Regions from separate parts of the Homo sapiens genome. Here region 2 is linked to region 1. A link is a contact called in ENCODE Hi-C or POLR2A ChIA-PET data. All regions are on one chromosome and are shown on one strand. The core of a region is the stretch at or near the end of the contact, and the rest is flanking DNA. Distances in the headings are between cores, read along the strand shown.

Region 1 (2,800 bases), core at 198-2,697:
GGTCCAATTATCATTCAAAGATCAGCCTGTTAGATAATAGCTCGAAAATTCCATCCATTTTACAGCAGTTACCAGAGACATCTAATCTTCGAGGAAAAAAAAGCAAAAAGGAAAAGGGGGAAATCCTAATTTTGACCTGACCCCTAAGGTCAAACTAAAGGATTGAATACAGACCAGCAGACCGTATTGGTATCCGCAACCACAAAAACAGACAATAATCCCACCCACAAGCAGAGGAAGACGGCCGCTCCTCGGCACCGCCCCCCAACTCACTAAATTCCACTCCCATTCCGGCGTCCAGAGGACAGTGCACCTCCCGCCGTAGCCTGAGAGGGATCGGCCCGATTGGCCACGCTCCTTCAAACCACCACTTTCCCCCGAAAAAGGGACGAAAGCCTCAGGTCCCCAAACGAGCGCTCCCTCGCCCAGAGACCCCGGCTTGCACACCCCGCCCTGTTCCCCGCGGCGCGGGAGGAGAGGCCGCCCCACACAGGAAGTGTGTCCTGCGCCGGGACCTTGCGCCCAACCCGCCGGTACCTGCCCTCCGCCCCCAACAGGCGAGAAGCAGCCGCGTCCACATGGCTTCAGGTGTTCACATGGCAGTAAACGGGCCCCTGCTCTCCTGGGCGCCCCAGCGCGGCGCCCTCCCGCCCACATCCCGGCCCAGCCCCGCTGGCCTCGCCTCCAGCCCGTAGCCAAGAGGCGAGCGCGGCCGGTGCCCCCGGGGCTGCCAGGGGCCCCGAAGCAGGCGGCGCTGACTCCCGGACGCCGCCCGCTCACACCCGCCGCCTTTGCACCCAAGGCCTCGCGCGACCAGCAGGTAGACCTTCCCTCCGCACCCTCGGGCCAGCACCGGCACCCAAGCCCCGCCGGAACCCCGGGCCGGCCCAAGACACCTTAGCCCTCTGATGCCAGGCCTGGCCCGGGCCCCTGCCCGCACTCTTGGGTCGGGCCGGGCAGCAACACTCCCCTCAGCACCCCAAGCCCTGACTCGGAGTCCAGGAGGCTCCGCACTCCCAGGTTGGGTCCGGCCGGGACCTCTGCTCCCAGCCCCCGAGGCCGGACACCCCGGCCCGGCCCCAGTCCTTCAGGCCCAACCCTCTCCCTGCCCCTCAGGCCCGGGAGGCGGTTACCTGCAGGAGCCCCCCGCCCAGTCCCTCGGCCTCCGCCGGGGGCGGGCGGGGAGGGAGCGGTGGCGACGGCGGGCGGCGCTGCGCGGGGTGGGGGTGGGGGTGGCTCCGCCGCCTCCAGCTCGGGCGCCCGGGCCGGCGGCGGGGCGGGCCGGGGCCGCGGCCCCTCGAGGCTCGCTCCGGCCCGCGCGCTCGCTCCCCGGTCAGGCGCGCCTCAGGGCGGGCTCCCCTGGCGGAGGCCGCGGCCGCCTCGCAGGGGCCGAAAGCGGCTGGGCTCGGGGTTTTTTCTCTCCATTCTCCCAACACACAGGAAATAACAGAGCGTCAGGTGACGGCGCGCGGCCAATGGGGAGGCTCCGGGCCGCGGCGCGCGGGCGGGCGGGAGGGCGCGCGGCGGGGCGGGGCGCGCGGCGGGGGCGGGGCGCTGGGGGCGGGGCCGGGCGCGCGCGTGCCCACCCGCGTGCGGCGGCGTCGAGGCTGGCGCGCGCCGGGTAGGGATCGCGAAGACCCCCACCTCGCGGCAGGGTCGCACGGGGTTCTCCTCTGCGGCCGCTGGGCGCCGCGCGCCACCCGCCCAGTGCCATCTTGGCCTGCGCCTCAGGGCCGTCTTGGGGGTGGACGCGAGCCAACTTTCTGGGGGAGTTGGTGGCCCGGAATCTCTCTGGGATTTCTGGAGTTCCCTGGAGCCTCCAACTCCAGAATCGCGCCTCTTGCGGCCCGGGAGGTCCGCGGGCGAGGACCCGGTCTCCTCTCGGTGACCTGTTTAGTGGGGTCGGGCGTGGGGGCGGCTCCTGCCCGCCAAGAGCCCTCTGGGCCGGGGGCAGCCCAAGACCTAGCTGGTCCCGCCTGGGTCCCTGGCAGCCCCCGCCCATGGGTTCCAGGTGTCCGTGGAGGAACGACTTGGGTCCTCTCAGAGCCTCAGTTTCCACCGCGGAAAACGCGAGGAGGGAGGCCCACCTACCTCACCTGTAAAACGGACGCTCCAGCTGCCTTCTGCTGCGGCATTAAGAAGCTGCAATGCCAGGCTGACTGCGCCCAGGGTCCCGAATTAATTTGCCGATAAGGCGGAGGATTTGCGGTGCCAAGGCCTCAGCTTGTTCCCAGCCTTCCTTTGCAAACCTGATGTTTCTAAAGCAAAGGAAGGGCTTGACTTCTTTATAAAGAAAATCGCAATTGTAGAGCAACTAATATGTAGATGTTGGTGCCCCCACGGCCATCAAAAGTGACAAGGCCAGCAAGAGTAGGATGCGTTGAGAATTTGTGATCCTGCCCCTGACCTTTGACCTGGCCAAATTCTCCTCCCACTTTGGGCCTCAGTTTCCTGTGGGTGAGGAGAGTTTGGATTAGATGTCCCTAATGTTGGCTAAAATTGCCGATTCTAAATTAGGCTCCCATCTGTCCTAGATGTTAGGGGAGTATGTGGCTTCCTCTCCTGAAGCAACCCAACTTAAAAGTTGGGATTGGAAAAGTGCTTCCGGCAGCAGGTGGGGATTGTCAGGAACCAGGTGTGGTCTGGAACCCAGATTTCCATATATTTGAGGTACACAGCTTCCCGGGGCCTGCTTTTACTTTTTGACCTTTCACCCCACCTAGCCATTGCCTTTTCTCAGGCTACCCAAGGAGGGTCTCAGGGTCCCAGGCAGAGCCCCAGGTGGTCCTGGGCCCCTTGG
Region 2 (3,014 bases), core at 184-2,683, 250 kb before region 1:
GTGCTGGGATCACAGGCGTGAGCCAGCACGCCTGGCCGGTCCTTGCGATCTTTAACCCATGGCTTCCATGGCCTCTTTGTACAGCCAGCAGAGAAGGAAATAAAGATCTCCCCTGGGAAATTTTTATGGGCCAGGCCTGGAAACTGTCTACATTACATCTGGTCACATGCCATAGGCAAAACTCAGTGTGGTAGGCTGATAATGGATCCCCAGATATATCCCCATCCCAATCCTCAGAATCTGTGACTGTTACGTTATTTGTAAAAAGGGTGTTTGTAGACGTAATTAATTTAAGGATCTTGAGATGACAAGATTACCCTAGATTATTTAGGTGGCCTCTAAATGCCATCACAAGTGTTCTTATAAGAGAGATGCAGAGGGGAGACAAGACAAAAGTGTTTTCTTCGGTACCACACTTCCTCACATTGGTCTTTAATGGATATATCTTACCAACTTGGTAGAATCCTCACTTAGAAGTTTTTTCTGAATATCTGTTATGATTAGGTGCTATGCTAGGCCTGGAATAAGCACAGGCAAATGAGATACAATCTCTGCCCTTAAGACACGTGCCATTCAGGACAAGGGTCATATTTCTTTTCTTTCTTTCTTTTTTTTTTTTTTTTTTGAGACAAGGTCTTACTCTGTCACCCAGGCTGGAGGCTCCAGTGCAGTGGCACAGATAAGGCTCACTGCAGCCTCAAATTTCCAGGCTCAAGCAATCCTCCTGCCTCAGCTTCCTGAGTAGCTAGGACCACAGGCATGCACCACCATGCCTGGCTAATTTTTAAAAAATTTTTTGTAGAGATAGGGTCTTGCCATGTTGCCCAGGCTGGTCTTGAACTCCTGGGGTCAAGCAATCCTCCCATCTTGGCCTCCTAAAATGTTGGGATTACAGGTGTGAGCCACTTCACCCAGCCCATGTTTCTTTTTTATCTTGTGTCTCAAGAGCATTGTTGGAAACACATGTAAGGTGGTGATTAAATACTCTGTTAATTGTTTAGTTGATATCTGCTATATATCTGACTTAATTAAAAGAGTTCCTATTTTGCCAAATTTGTCTTTCCAGCTGCCCGAGGATTTCCACTTAGAACCTTAAATGACTGGTTCAGCTCTATGGGAATTTATGTAATTACTGGGGAAGGGAATATGTGCACTCCACAGATGCCTTGTTCAGGTAAGGTATGGCAGAGAGGTTCTTCCTGGAAGGTGGAAAATTATGCCAGAGGCTCAAAGATCTATCCCTTGCAGGCTTGCTCCCTGCAGGAGCAGCAGCAGAGCTTTAGGGGCTTGGAAAATGGTCACATCTGTGACTTTGTTTCCAGACTGAAACCCAGTGGCAAAGTCAGCAAGTGACTGGGCTTTGGTTTCAGGCTTACTTTTAATGATATATACAAACCTGGAACATACTTGGCAATCCTGTTAGTGGGAAGGGTCACTTCCTGTTTATAGCCTGAGCAGAAAATATATGCTCTTGCCCACTTCCTTGTTTCCATTTCACATAGCATAGTCATCATACCTGTGCCACACCCTTCAACCTTACTGAGGACTCGAGCCCTGGGTCCTTTAACAGTTTGTGTTGTTAAAGTCCACTGCTACTGAATGGGGTTTCTGGAAAGTAATTCTCAAACATGGTCCACTGCCTACTGGTGGGCCACCAAGGGTCTCCTAATGCTGCCAACACACACAAAAATATGGGACTTTTCTTGAGTTCTCCTTGGAACTTGATATGCATGTCCATGGGCCTTTAGTTTTGTATGTAACTTAAAGGCTACTTATTTGTAACCTTAATAGGTACCTTGGTTTTTAAAGGTTATTACAGTCTAATATTCAGAATCTAAAGTAATTGTTGCTAGGGTTTAACATTTTTTCAGTTGGTGAAATTCACATAACATATAATTAACATTTTAATGTGTACAATTCAGTGGTATTTAGTGTAAAATTTAGCAGTATTTGACGTATTCACAATATTATACATCCACCAGCTGTCTCTAGTTTCAAAAAGTGGTGTTTTTTTTTTTTGGAGACAGAGTCTCACTTTGTCACCCAGGCTGTAGTGCAGTGGCACTATCATGGCCCCCTGCAGCCTCGACCCCCTGGGCTCAAGCGATCCTCTTACCTCAGTACCCCCCAACCAGAGTAGGCTAGGACCACAGGCGCAATCCACCATGCCCGGCTAATTTTTATGTGTTTTTGTAGAGACAGAAATCTCCCTATGTTGTCCAGGCTGGTTCTGAACTCCTGGCCTCCAGCCATCTGCCCGCCTTGCCCTCCCGAGGTGCTGGGATTATAGGCATGAGCCATCTCTGGCAGCCTTTTTTGTTTTTGTTTTTGTTTTTTTGAGAGGGAGTCTTGCTCTGTCGCCCAGGCTGGAGTGCAGTGGCGCGATGCAAGCTCCACCTCCCGGGTTCACGCCATTCTCCTGCCTCAGCCTCCTGAGTAGCTGGGACTACCGGCGCCCGCCACCACGCCCGGCTAATTTTTTTTTTGTATTTTTAGTAGAGACGGGATTTCACTGTGTTAGCCAGGATGGTCTCGATCTCCTGACCTTGTGATCCGCCCGCCTCAGCCTCCCAAAGTGCTGGGATTACAGGCTTGAGCCACCACACCCAGCCCCTGCCAGCCTTTTTTTTTAAAAAAATTTTGTAGATACAGGGTCTCACTGTGTTGCTTAGGCTGGTCTCACACTCCTGGGCTCAAGCAAGTCTATTGCCTTGGCTTCCCAAAGTGCTGGGATTACAGGTGTAAGCCACAGCATCTGGTCTGGTTTCAAAACTTTTTATCACCTAATAGCCACTAAGAAGTTATTCCCCATTGTCCCCTCTCTGATCCCCTGGTATCCTCTAATCTGCTTTCTGTCTTTATTGATTCACCTATTGTGAATATATCACATAAAAGAAATCATACAATATGTGACCTTTTGTGTTTGGCTTATCTCACTCAAGATAACGTTTTTGAGGTTCCTCCAAGTTGTAGCATGTAGCAATACTTCATTTCTTTTCCTGGCTGAATAATAC

Evidence for each region. Hi-C counts contacts between places; a loop is a spot of excess contacts on that map. ChIA-PET counts read pairs that join two places held with the same protein, here RNA polymerase II (POLR2A). Pooled maps may share reads with other maps.
Region 2: a loop to region 1 is called in a pooled map, with 2.7 times the contacts of the local background. The contact joins the enhancer-like site here to the promoter of TCF20 in region 1. A Hi-C loop is called at or near these places in 2 of 50 pooled maps. POLR2A ChIA-PET finds 5 or more read pairs at or near these places in 2 of 52 experiments (Panc1 and activated CD8-positive, alpha-beta T cell).

What each region holds. Positions count from the first base shown.
Region 1 is chr22:42,269,206-42,272,005 of GRCh38, forward strand. It overlaps TCF20 (transcription factor 20), which reads right to left and starts at 1,448. Exons shown (of 6, transcript NM_001378418.1): 1 at 1,134-1,448. It also overlaps the pseudogene OGFRP1. RefSeq lists an enhancer at 202-261 and silencers at 592-831, 972-1,031, 1,092-1,241, 1,382-1,541.
Region 2 is chr22:42,021,183-42,024,196 of GRCh38, forward strand. It overlaps WBP2NL (WBP2 N-terminal like), which reads left to right. Exons shown (of 6, transcript NM_152613.3): 5 at 1,067-1,174. Among named protein-coding and RNA genes, the nearest start is that of WBP2NL, 24 kb to the left of the region's middle. Within about 2 kb of position 1,434, at least 3 of the 41 ENCODE cell types and tissues checked have a DNase peak (open chromatin) inside an H3K27ac peak, as active enhancers do.